Regions from separate parts of the Homo sapiens genome. Here region 1 is linked to region 2. The links are chromatin contacts, found by Hi-C in ENCODE. All regions are on one chromosome and are shown on one strand. Each heading gives the region's core, a stretch centred on a gene start or an enhancer-like site at or near the end of the contact. The rest is flanking DNA. Distances are from core to core; before and after follow the strand shown.

What was found. A loop is a pair of places that touch in the nucleus more often than their neighbours do. Pooled maps may share reads with other maps.
Region 1: a loop to region 2 is called in a pooled map, with 10 times the contacts of the local background. The contact joins two enhancer-like sites. A Hi-C loop is called at or near these places in 5 of 37 single-sample maps with no recorded cell type and 5 of 50 pooled maps.

What each region holds. Positions count from the first base shown.
Region 1 is chr16:17,527,753-17,533,871 of GRCh38, reverse strand. No RefSeq gene overlaps it. Among named protein-coding and RNA genes, the nearest start is that of XYLT1, 60 kb to the right of the region's middle. RefSeq lists an enhancer at 3,446-3,565. Within about 2 kb of position 3,736, at least 4 of the 41 ENCODE cell types and tissues checked have a DNase peak (open chromatin) inside an H3K27ac peak, as active enhancers do.
Region 2 is chr16:17,256,304-17,262,340 of GRCh38, reverse strand. XYLT1 (xylosyltransferase 1) reads left to right here. Exons shown (of 12, transcript NM_022166.4): 3 at 2,843-3,353. Among named protein-coding and RNA genes, the nearest start is that of XYLT1, 210 kb to the left of the region's middle. RefSeq lists enhancers at 2,631-3,030, 3,191-3,240. Within about 2 kb of position 2,965, at least 11 of the 41 ENCODE cell types and tissues checked have a DNase peak (open chromatin) inside an H3K27ac peak, as active enhancers do.

The DNA of each region.
Region 1 (6,119 bases), core at 2,487-4,986, 270 kb before region 2:
ATGGTGGCTCATGCCTGTAATCTCAGCAGTTTGGGAGGCCAAGGGCAGCAGCTCACGAGGTCAGAAGTTTGAGACCAGCCTGACCAACATGGTGAAACCCCATCTCTACTAAAAATATAAAAATTAGCCAGGCGTGGTGGCACGCACCTGTAATCCCAGCTACTCAGGAGGCTGAGGCAGAAGAACCACTTGAACCCCAGAGGCGGAGGTTGCAGTGAGCCGAGATTGCACCACTGCACTCCAGCCTGGGCAATGGAGTGAGACTCCATCACACACACACAAAAAGTAAAAAAAGATTCTGTGACTTAGCCAGCCAGGGTCGCAGAGCTCAGTGATATTTGATTCAACTGGAAATTTTTGGAATATCACAGTCATTCAACCTCATCTCATAACCCTTCACCTATGGTATCCTCATCCATAGTGGGCAGTGCAGAGCAGAAAGAGAATGGCAGGTGTCACTGATGCCCAAACAAACCAGAAATGCAAGAACAGGTGAGACATTGTCCTAGGGACTCCCAGACATGGTGGGGGAGTGATAGTGATGAGCTTTATTTAGGTGGAGATTGAAATTACTGGCATTATAGTTAGAATGGAGCCAGAGAAATATGGCACCATGTCTAGGAGGATCAGTTGAATTTTGTCACCTTCTGGTCCGTTAAACTCTGATTACACACCCATCAAAACAATACAGCTTTATAAACCAAAAATTCATGTAGCACCTATCACGTGCCAGACACTGTGGAGTACAGCACATGCACTAAGAGACAATACGTCCACAGATTTAACTGAATTCAAGATGATGCTATTTAGATAAGAGGGATGACAATAGTGGCAAAGGAATATAAGATGTCTTCACATATTCACATACACCAATACTAAGCTAAGAGCTTTACTGAATCTATTTAATCCTCACAAAACAGACAAAAAAACAAGGCAGGCATTAATACCCTTCAAAGATGAGGAAACTGAGGCTCAGGTTTTTAAAAAATCCTCAAAATCACACAGATGGTAAGCAGTGGTATCAGTTTTCAGGCTTCTACCCATATCTCTCTGGCTCTGAAGCACATGGGTGTAACCACCGTGAGATATTGCTTCTTGTGTTTGTCATATTGTCGTTTTCTTGCTCATAATAGGCTCCAAGTATTCATGGAAAGTTTCCCGTGAGATTTCCTTTCTCACCCCCACGCACCGACACCACTGGTGCAAGACAGCTTAGGAGACAACACTGTCCCTCCTGAAGTCTCCTAAAGGCTCATGCATGTTCTGTAGGTTTCTATGGGTGAGTTTGCTCTGGTTTTTATTTTTTAACAAAGCCATAAATAGTTGATGTGGTGAGGCTGACCACCCAGCCAGCTTCCCTCCACTCTTTGTGGTGGGTTTCACATCCCAATCTCTTAGGGCCAGAAGACATGTTTTAACCTGAAAGAAAATGTCTCAACCACAGAGCTTCTGACATGGGAGGTCCGTTCCTTTACTACGAGGCAGGAGTCAAAGTGAGCAGACGGGAAGGCAGAGAGTTGTGCATATCAGCTGGAACCAAAGTCTCACACTTATGCCCCCAAGCAGGGCTGCATTCCAGACATCTTGTCCTCTTTGGTGGCCAGGAATAGAGAGATAGGGTGGGGTCCATGTCAAGCTTCTGTTTGACAAAAAACAAACCAATTCAGGCTGGTATCAACGAAAAGGAAAAAAAAAGTATTAGAAGTTATTAGTGGCCAGGAGCGGTGGCTTATGCCTATAATCCCAGCACTTTGGGAGGCCGAGACGGGTGGATCATGAAGTCAGGAGATCAAGACCATCCTGGCTAACACAGTGAAACCCCATCTCTACTAAAAATACAAAAACTTAGCCGGGCATGGTGGCAGGTGCCTGTAGTCCTAGATACTTGGGAGGCAGAGGCAGGAGAATCACTTGAACCTGGGAGGCCGAGGTTGCAGTGAGCCAAGATCACACCACTGCACTCCAGCCTGGGTGACAGAGCAAGACTCCAGCTCAAAAAAAAAAAAAAAGGTATTAGTTAGTTCATAAGATCTCTAGGAGGTGGCATAGGGGATGGGACGGTGGCCTCCAAAAAGATATGACCATGTCCTAATCCCTGAAATCTGTAAATGTGGCTTTATTTGGCAAATGGGGTCTTTACAGATGGAAATAATTTAAAGGCCCTGAGATGAGGAAATCATTCTGGATTATCCACGTGAACCCTGAATCCAATGACAAGTGTCCTAAGAGCGAAGCAGAAGTCATTATATGAAATAGACACTTGCACATGCATGTTTATAGCAGCACAGTTCACAATTGCAAAAATATAAAACCAGCCTAAATGCCCATCAACCAACAAGTGGATAAAGAAAATGTGGTATATATAGATACTGTGGAATACTACTCAGCCATAAAGAGGGACAAAATAATGGCACTCACGACAATCTGGATGGAGTTAGAGACCATTATTTTAAATGAAGTAACTCGCGAATGGAAAACCAAATATTGTATGTTCTTACTCATAAGTGGGAGCTAAGCTATGAGGATGCAAAAGCATAGAAATGATACAGTAGACTTTGGGGACTTGGGGGTACATGGGGAGGGGGGTGAGGGATAAAAGACTACACACTGGTTACAGTTACACTACTCAGGTGCACAAAAATCTCAGAAATCACTACTTAAGAACTTTTCTTTCTCTTTCTCTCTCTCTTTTTTTTTTTTTTGGAGACAGAGTCTTGCTCTGTCACCCAGGCTAGGGTGCACTGGCCCAATTTCAGCTTACTGCAACCTCTGCCTCCTGGGTTTCAAGTGATTCTAGTGCCTCAGCCTCCTGAGTAGCTGCGATTACAGGTGCATGCAACCACGCCTGGATATTTTTTTTTTTTTTTTGTATTTTTAGTAGAGATAGGGTTTCACCATGTTGGCCAGGCTGGTCTTGAACTCTTCCCCTCAAGTGATCTGCCCACCTCAGCCTCCCGAAGTGCTGAGATTACAGGCGTGAGCCACCACACCCAGCCCACCACTAAAGAACTTTTCCATGCAACCAAACACTACACGTTTCCCCAAAACTATTGAAATAAAAGTAAATATTTTAAAAAATAAATAAAAATGAGATTTTTTAAAAAGTGAAACAGAAAGAGTCTTAATACCATCAGAAGAGAAGACATAGAGAAGAGAAGGAAGCCTGACCATGCAGGTAGCAATGAGAGTGATGCAGCCAGAATTCAAGGAATGCCAGCAGCCACCAGCAGATGAAGAAGCAAAGAAGGAATTCTCCCCTAGAGCCTCCAGAGGGAAAGCCACCATTGAGGGAAATGCCAGCTTCCATGGTGAAGGCTGGAGCAAGCAAGCTGATTGGTGGAAATGAGGTCACGTGCTTTTACCCTAGCTGCAAGGGAAGCTGGGAAAACTGGTATCAGCTTCTGCAGAGAAAGGTGGGAACAGAGACCAGGAGGATTCCCTCAGCATAGGTAGGTTCTGGGCAGTCAAAAATGAGGAGAGATGTTCTCTAGAGGTGGCTAGCAGAGCACATCTTCATTCTGCACTCTGACTCCTCCTATTAGTTGGAAATAACAGGGAATCCCCTGCTTCTCCAAGTCTAAGCAGCTCTGCAGCCACCTTGCTGGGTGAGCCAGGTCTCAGGTGTCTTGCTCCTGTGTTTCATGAACTATCGGTTTTGCTTGCCCAATTCCATTACCGTAGCAGCTGGGTTTTAGTTTTGGTTTTGTTTTTTTCTGAGTTAACTATTCTTTCGTTGTCAGGGCTTGCATCCTGTTGAAGGCTGCTCAGCAACGCAGGCTGTGTTACATGATGTGGCCTCACCACTCTCCCCAGTATCTCTCCACTGCTCCCTGGGCTTCAGCCGCACTCATTTCTCCCACTGCTTCTGGAATATTCCAGGTACCCTGCTCATCAGGGCTGTCGCTCACTTGCTCCCTTCTGCCTGGAATACACCTCCCTTCCACCTGCTATGACTTACTGCCTCATTTGATTCAGCTCTTTGCCCAAATGTCACCTCTTCCAAATGACTTTTCCCAGCTGCTTGATCTAAAACAGTAGCCCCTTCTCATCACTCTTCATCTTTTACCTGCTTTACTATAAAAGCATTTATCACTAGCTAGTATGAATTATGCATTTATTCGCTTATTTTTTTATTGGGCACTTTCCCCCCGCTAGAACACAAGTTCCATGAAAAGAGAAATCTTTATATTTTGCTTGCTACTGTATCCCTCGTGTCTAGAATAATTCTTGAAATGCAGGAGTTGTTCCGCATGTACTAGCGGAATGCATAAATTATATTGTCACTAATAGTTTAAATATTTCCCCTTTTTAACTAGGATTTAGTCATTTCTAGAAAATGATTCTTTCCATCATTCTGCCTGTCTTCCAGAGCCTAGCAGAGTGTCAAACTCATAATGGGCCACAGGGAATATTTATGGGAGGGATGAGTGAATGGGTGAGCACATTTAGACTCTCGTTAAAACCAAACACTTGGCAATAAAATGCAAGATTCTCAAGTTGCGATTTCTTCTAATGGTATTTCCCAACTTTAAGCTGGCATCCAATACAATCATTTCTGTCTTTCTAGAGCTGTACTCACACATATAGACAGCTTATATGGTTTTGTACGCATGGAATCTTATGCTAGTAAGGAGTGATAAACATTTGTCTACTTTGTATGTTTATTCATTAGCACAATCTCTTCCCCCTCCACCAGACAAGAACTGATGTTGAACACCATTCTGTGGAACAGATAAACAGGGATGGTTTTGGCTGGGGGCCCCGGTCATTGTCCACATCACCTACCCTTGTGTCATCACAACTCTAAGCTCTGGGTCTCTCTGGCAGCTTTGGAAACACCTGTATTGAGAAGAACAAGGAGTGTGTTTGTCTCTTTCAGATTCCACACAAATACCCCTTATTCCCTTTCTCTTCTTTTGTTGGCAATGAAGATTCTAGGGGTGTGTCCAGGCTCAGACAGCCTCACGGGAGGTTGCAAGCCTGGGTAGGGGAATGTGAGCAGAACAACCAAGACAGCCTAGATGGAGATTTCTGTCCTCATGGTTTAATTCCCTGTATTTCCTTTTGGCTCAATCTTGGGCCATTAAAGGAAGAGGCTTCATTATATATATGTGCGTGTGTGTGTCTGTGTGTGTGTATGTTTATTTTTATATGTATATATATAATTTATATATATAATCTGCTATGTACTATGTACTATATTACACATTGTATATACTGTGCCGTGTACTATTAGGTTGGCACAAAAGTAATTGCAGTTTTGCCACTTTTATGAGAAAAAAATGCAATTACTTTCACACCAACCTAGTATATTAGAGCATTATGTGGATCTCCACACATTGGATGGTAGGGATGAGTATCATACCTATTTTACAGATGGAGGAATGAAAGTTTCGAGAGATGATCGTATTTACCTAGGACCGCAAAGAGACAGAGACCTTGAAACTAGATTTGACTGTCAACCTCTACCTACAGAGGAAAGGAGGAGTGATCACTTCTTTCACAATCCATTGGTGTTTTTCACCAATTGCTTTTGAGAGTTCAAGATCCACGACCGGCAGCAGAACTCTCAGCCTCATTGGGCGCCCAGGGGCACTCTGGCAGGTCCCTGGGAAATGGTGCCCCAGCCTCTTGATTTATTGAGATTGCAGCTTGGCTGATGGCTGGCCAGCATGAAGTGCGTGCTGATGAGGAGGTGCCGTGGGCCATGTGGGCCTTGGAGGCTGCTCTGCCTGGGAAGCGGATTTTTTTTTTTCTGTCTCATGATGGATGGTGCTGGGACCTAGCCAGACAGTGTCAATCAATCCACAATTCCTGGGGACCTGCTCTGAGTCAGGCACTGTGCTAGGTGCTGGGGATACCCCAGGTTGTATGACAGCCAAGCCTTGCCAGGTCAGCAAATCGAAGGCTAGTTTTAAGCCCCAACTGCCCCTTTGCTAGATCCCTTCACACAGTGCATATAAGGGCAGCCTTGGTCCCTATTCTCATGGAGCTCCATCAAAAGGTGGAAAAATACACAAGCCTACTGAATATGTCATTTTATAAGTATGATAAGGAGGGCATGGGACTGTATAGATAAAGGAAACTGAGCCAGGTTGGGCAGCATCAGGAAAATCTCT
Region 2 (6,037 bases), core at 1,716-4,215:
CGACATCCCCAACCTTATTTTCCACCCTTTTCTGTAAGGTGGGCGAACAGTAGTGCCTACGTTGGAAATTATTTCCAGGAGTTAAGTGAGGTACTGCATCCAAGGGCTTAGCATGGCACCTAGCACGTGATCCATAGTGAAGAATGTATCACAACAAGCGTTGGCTCCTCGTTCTATAAAATGGCAAGATAAATACATCCAATTGTCAGTACCCTATAAGTAATACCTGTGAATAACTTACTGTGGTGCCTGGCTCATGGTAAGAGCTCAGAAAATGCGCCTGAGAGGCTGCTTGGGACTCTTCAAGGGCCTCTGGATAGAAAAAAAGGGAAAAGAGGAACATCAGCAGGTTTTGTTTAGGTTACAAGAATAAAGATGTACTCTAGGTACCAACTGAAGGGGATTTTTTTTGTAGGTATCTGTGGAGAATAAGAAAGACCAGAAGCAGAAGGCCCTCATTTATAGGTCAGGATATAAAAGCAGTTCCTGTGTACAACCAGTAGCCGCCCTGTGACCCAATATGGACTGGTCAGCTGTTTTTTTCTTGGTTCTTTTTCCTTCTTCCTACCTTGTTACCTCCCAGCTCCTGCAGCCTCAGACTCCACGTGCTTCGTGGCTGCTGCTTACTGTCTCTATATGACTTCCTGCAACACAATAGGCCACTAGCCAGCCTGAAGATTGCAATTTGGAGGTCACACACCTCTAGCAGATTCATTTAGCTGGGTGGGAGGGGCCAGATCTTGTGGTTCAGTGTCAGCTTGCAGTACTTAAGGGTTTTGGGTGATGGGTGTAATAAGGATCATACAATTTCTTGGAAGTGGATCATGTCCCTGGTAGCCCAGAGTGTGGGGTCTGTGATCTGCCTGGTTTGAATTCCAGCTTCACCGCCAACTAGCTGGGTGACCCTGGGCAAGTCACTTGTTCATGGGTGCTTAGTTTCCCATCTGCAAAATGAAAGTCATAGCAGTACTCAGCTTACAGAATGGCCACAAGGTGTCTTAGTGTCAGAGCCTCCAACAAATAGGAGAAATTCGTGCTTACTGCTAGGAGCAATGGAGCAGAGGCTAGAGGAGCATCTTTTTTTTTTTTTTTTTTTTTTGAGAGCCAGTTTCACTCTCCCCCCAGGCTGGAATACATTGGTGCAATCTCAGCTCACTGCAACCTCCGCCTCCCAGGTTCAAGCAATTCTCCTGCCTCAGATTTCTGAGTTAGCTGAGACTACAGGTGTGCACCACCACCCCTAGCTATTTTTTGTGTGTGTGTGTTATTGGTAGAGATGGGGTTTTGCCATGTTGACCAGGCTGGTCTCAAACTCCTCACCTCAAGTGATTCACCTGCCTCGGCCTCCCAAAGTACTGGGATTACAGGTGTGAGCCACCACGCCCAGTCCTAGGGGCACCTTCTTCTCCAGGCCATCACTAAGTCGTATATGGATGGTGAGGACAGAAGCAACTAACCCAGTCCCAGAGGAGGAGGCCTTTTAACTCACACTCCAGCAGAGCAGGGGTCTGCATACATTTTCTTAAAGGGCTGGATAGAAATATTTTAAGCTTTTCAGACCAGAAAGTTTCTATTGCAACTATTCACTCTGCTATTGTATCAGGAAAGCAGCCATGGACAATACACAAATGGACAGGTATGGCTGTGTTTCAATAAAACTTTATTTATAAAAAACACAGGCAGTTGTTTGCTGACCTGCTGGGGTGGGAGCCTTGCTGAGGGTCAGCTGCTCTTGGGTACCCCTGCAGATCCGCTGTTCAGGCCCCGACACCTTTTTCCTTGGGAACTGGTAAGAGGCATATTTCAGCCCTCCTTAAAAGGAGGACTAGCAGGGATGCCGCCCATTGCCCCTGTGTTTCCATAGCAACAAGGGCAGCTATATGGAGCCATTACTCTTCTCTGTGGCTTCAGAGGTCAGGGGCCGTGTTGTAGGACATTGGATATGCTTTCAGATTAAGGCCTTGGGAATGAGCTTTAAGCAGAAGCAACATGTTGCAGAAACAATTTGGGGCATTGGTTGAATGATGCATTTGATCATTCGACTGATCAAAGTAACCAGGACCCATTTACCCATGGAGGAGCTGAGTTTGGGGTCCAGCCCTTCTGGAAACATCCATGCCATGCGTGGTCTCCAGAATGACTCCTGATCTTTGTCTTGACCCCAAATGACTTCATCACTTCTGTTCCATGTACACACATGAAGAGCCAAACTCAAGCACAAGAGTGTCGCAAGTTTGCTTTGCTCCAGGACTTAGTGTAAAGTTTATTCTACAAGGGCTGCATTCCTCTTAAAAAAAAAAAAAAAAAATTGCGGCTGGTTTCTTTCCCACAGAATTTACAACGGCTCAGTCTGATTTCTCTTATGGGCATAGATATATGAGCATGTCCTAAAGGCAATGGAATGTATGTAATATCCTACCAATATTTTTCCCTTTATAACTTTATTATATCATTTCCAGCCCTTAAGTAAACCATCACAGCACTTTCAGCTGGAATTTAAACGGGACGCTGGAACAAAATGTTTGTTACCCAGTGGCAAAGACAGTCAAGGAAAGAAACTGACTTGAAAAGGTGTGGTTAATAAGAAGCATTGAGAATCGTAGTCATGGCACTTTAGAGCTTGAAAAAGCCTTGGTTTCTGGTTGGAACATCTCCTATTTCCAGATGGGGAAACTGAGGTCCAGAGAGAGCCATCTTACCAGAGGTTAAACCAGTAGCAAAAGTAGGATGTGAAACTATGGCCCCGGCTTCCAAGTCCGTATGACTCACTCTTCAAAGGCCAGTCTGCTTAGCATGATCTCTCAGTCAAGTTTCTCTTCTGTTTCTCTCCCCTCTTCTCCAGGATGGCTACTTTTCTCATCGGCCGAAAGAGAAAGTGCGAACAGACAGCAACAACGAGAACTCTGTCCCCAAAGACTTTGAGAATGTCGACAACAGCAACTTCGCACCCAGGACTCAAAAGCAGAAGCACCAGCCTGAGTTGGCGAAGAAGCCACCGAGTAGACAGAAGGAGCTTTTGAAAAGGAAGCTGGAACAGCAGGAGAAAGGAAAAGGACATACATTCCCTGGGAAAGGCCCCGGTGAGGTGCTGCCTCCCGGGGACAGAGCCGCAGCCAACAGCAGCCACGGGAAGGATGTGTCCAGACCGCCTCATGCCAGGAAAACTGGGGGCAGCTCCCCCGAGACCAAGTATGACCAGCCCCCTAAGTGTGACATCTCAGGCAAGGAGGCCATCTCTGCCCTGTCCCGTGCTAAGTCCAAGCACTGCCGCCAGGAGATTGGGGAGACTTACTGCCGCCACAAGTTAGGGCTGCTGATGCCTGAGAAGGTGACTCGGTTCTGCCCCCTCGAGGGTAAGTTCCAACCCCGCTGGCTCAGAGAGGGATCTCCTGGCCACTTCCTCCTCCTGCCCAGCCCCATTCTGCTCACCTTCTCAGACCTTCTGAGAAAGGCCACCCTGTTTTCCAAACCCCAGATGAGCACACGAGATCTGATGTGTTCTAGTACTCCCTGAGTGTTGAAGTCTTGTATCAGAAAAATTTTGCAAAATCAGATTACCTTTTGTAGGTGCTTTAACCCATTGCCTTTATGGCAAAGGATGAAATTATAGTGAAATCGGGAGCTGATGTGATGCTGGCAGGAGCCAAGGGAGCTGTATTGATATGGTTTCGTTTCTCTTTCAGTAGAATATTGGGATTAGAATTGATATGAATATTATTGTAATTGATTATGATTTGAGAGGTTTCTAATTGGTTGCATTAACTTCAGAGGCTCTGTAACTTTCCGTTTTCCTTCATCAAAAGTTTCTTTCCCTCTTCTCTTCTCTTTCTTCCTCATATGTTTCCTGTTTCCCTCCTTCTTTCCTTCTCATTCCTTTATTTTCTTTCTCCCTTTTTCCTCCCTTCCTTCCTCATTTTCTTCCTGGTTTGTTTCTCCCTTTCCTTTTCTTCCCTCTTCTCATTCCCTTCCTTATTTTCCTCTCTTCCCCCTTCCTTCTTTCCTATTTCCTTTCTTCCTTATTTTAATTTTCTTTCTCTCTCCTTTCCTCTTTTCTTCCTATTTTCTTTCTTCCCTTCTACATTCCTTCCTGCTTTCTGTCCTCTTCTTTCCTAATTTTTCTCTCCTCCCTCCCTCCTTTCTTCTTTTCCTTCCTTCATTCTTTACTTCCTTCCTTCCTTCCTTCTTTCCACCTTTCCTTGCTCTTTGCTTTTCCCCTCCCTCTTTCCCTTCACTGGCACTCTTTTATGTGCGGATGACCTGATGATAAACCAGCTCTCTTGCTGAGACACGGAGGGATCCAAGCTCTGATCCAGAAATTCACAGGCAGAGTGGAGGGGCCATCTGAAGATGGGGAGTCCAGTTTCACTAGCGCATGTGCAATCGTGCCATTGATGTGTATTTCTTGGTAGTGATTTTCACCTTCTCTAGTGCCCTTGGAAGGGGAATGACAGCAGCCACAGGGGGCTGCTGAGGCTTCGCTGTGTGCTAGACACCGCACCAGGCTCTGTGCAGTCAATTTGTTTATCACATCCAACACTCTCTGAGGCTGATGCTGATGTCATGAGCCCAATTTTTTTCAGATGAGAGATGTAAAATCCCTCTCCCAAGGTCACATGGCCTTTAAGTGATCTTACAAGCTTACTGTTATGGCAGGAAATTTCGGACCCACTCAGAGTAGAGAGAACCCCAATGTACCATCACCCAGCCACGTGGTCGCTGTTTATTGACTCGTGGTCACTGTTGTTTAGGGCACGCCCCCTTCCCTCCCGCTAGCCCCTGCCACCATAGCTTACGATAATCCAGCCTCTGGGAGCACTCTTAAATTTTACTTTTTTCCTTGGAGAAGATATTCTCAAAATGTTTGTGAATTCGTTTGCTCAGTGGTTTTCTCTGTGGAGAGGGCGGATAGCATCCAAAAGGCACCTTCCCACGAAGAGTTGGTGCCACTAGCAACAAACAGAGAGGAATGCATTTGAAATAAACGGGTGTGGATTTCATTCAAGCTCAGCTACCAGCTAACAGGGAGAGTCCTTTCTGCTCTCAGGGCCTAGATTTCTTATCTGTCCAGGGAGCAGCTTGCATTCTAGGGGTCTTTTTGCTCCACCTTCCCTGGGAGCCTACTTCACTCTTTACTCCTGGCCATCCCTCCTTCTCATTGGGCCACACTGCAAGGCCAGCCCAGCTGTCCCTCACAAAGTGGCCAAAGGTTCACAGTACCCCCTTGTCGCTTCTAAATCCAAATACCAACCCCTGCTTTTGTTATCTCCGAAGGGAAAAGACCCTTAAATGAGCACGGAGGCCAGCAAGGAGGCAACAGAGAGCTCTGGGGGCTCCGATGGGGTTGGGGGCATGTCAGAGTCGAGCTAGATGGAGATTGGGGAGGTGTCAGGGTCAACAGATGCAGCTGGAAGGGATCCACTGAGGTGCTGCTCAATGTCAAGGCATAAAGTCAGAGAATCAAGCCAGCTGCAGAATTGGGGAGGAAGGGCTTTCCGTTCCACCGGCATCGGTGCATCCGGGAGCCATGCAAGGCTTTGCCTGGTGTCCTCCTGAGAAGGCAAATGGTCAATTCACCCAACTCTCTTGATGAAGAAAGGAAGTGCAGCAAGAGAATGGCTCCCCAGAAAAGTAGACTAAAAAGACCTCTTAAGAGAACTCTTCATTCGCTACTCTTTTTTTTGTTTTTTTTTTCGAGACGGAGTCTCACTCTGTCATCATGCTGGAGTGCAGTGGCATGATCTCGGCTCACTGCAACCTCCACCTCCCAGGTTCAAGCAGTTCCCTGCCTCAGCCTCCCGAGTAACTGGGATTACAGGCGCCCGCCATCACACCCAGCTAATTTTTGTATTTTTAGTAGAGACAGGGTTTCACCATCTTGGCCAGGCTGGTCTTGAACTCCTGACCTAGTGATCCACCCGCCTCGGCCCCCCAAAGTGCTGGGATTACAGGGGTGAGCCACCGCGCCTGGTGAGAACTCTTCATTCGATTCCCTGGACAGATAAGAACATGAGGCTCATAGAGGGGAGGAGACTTATGC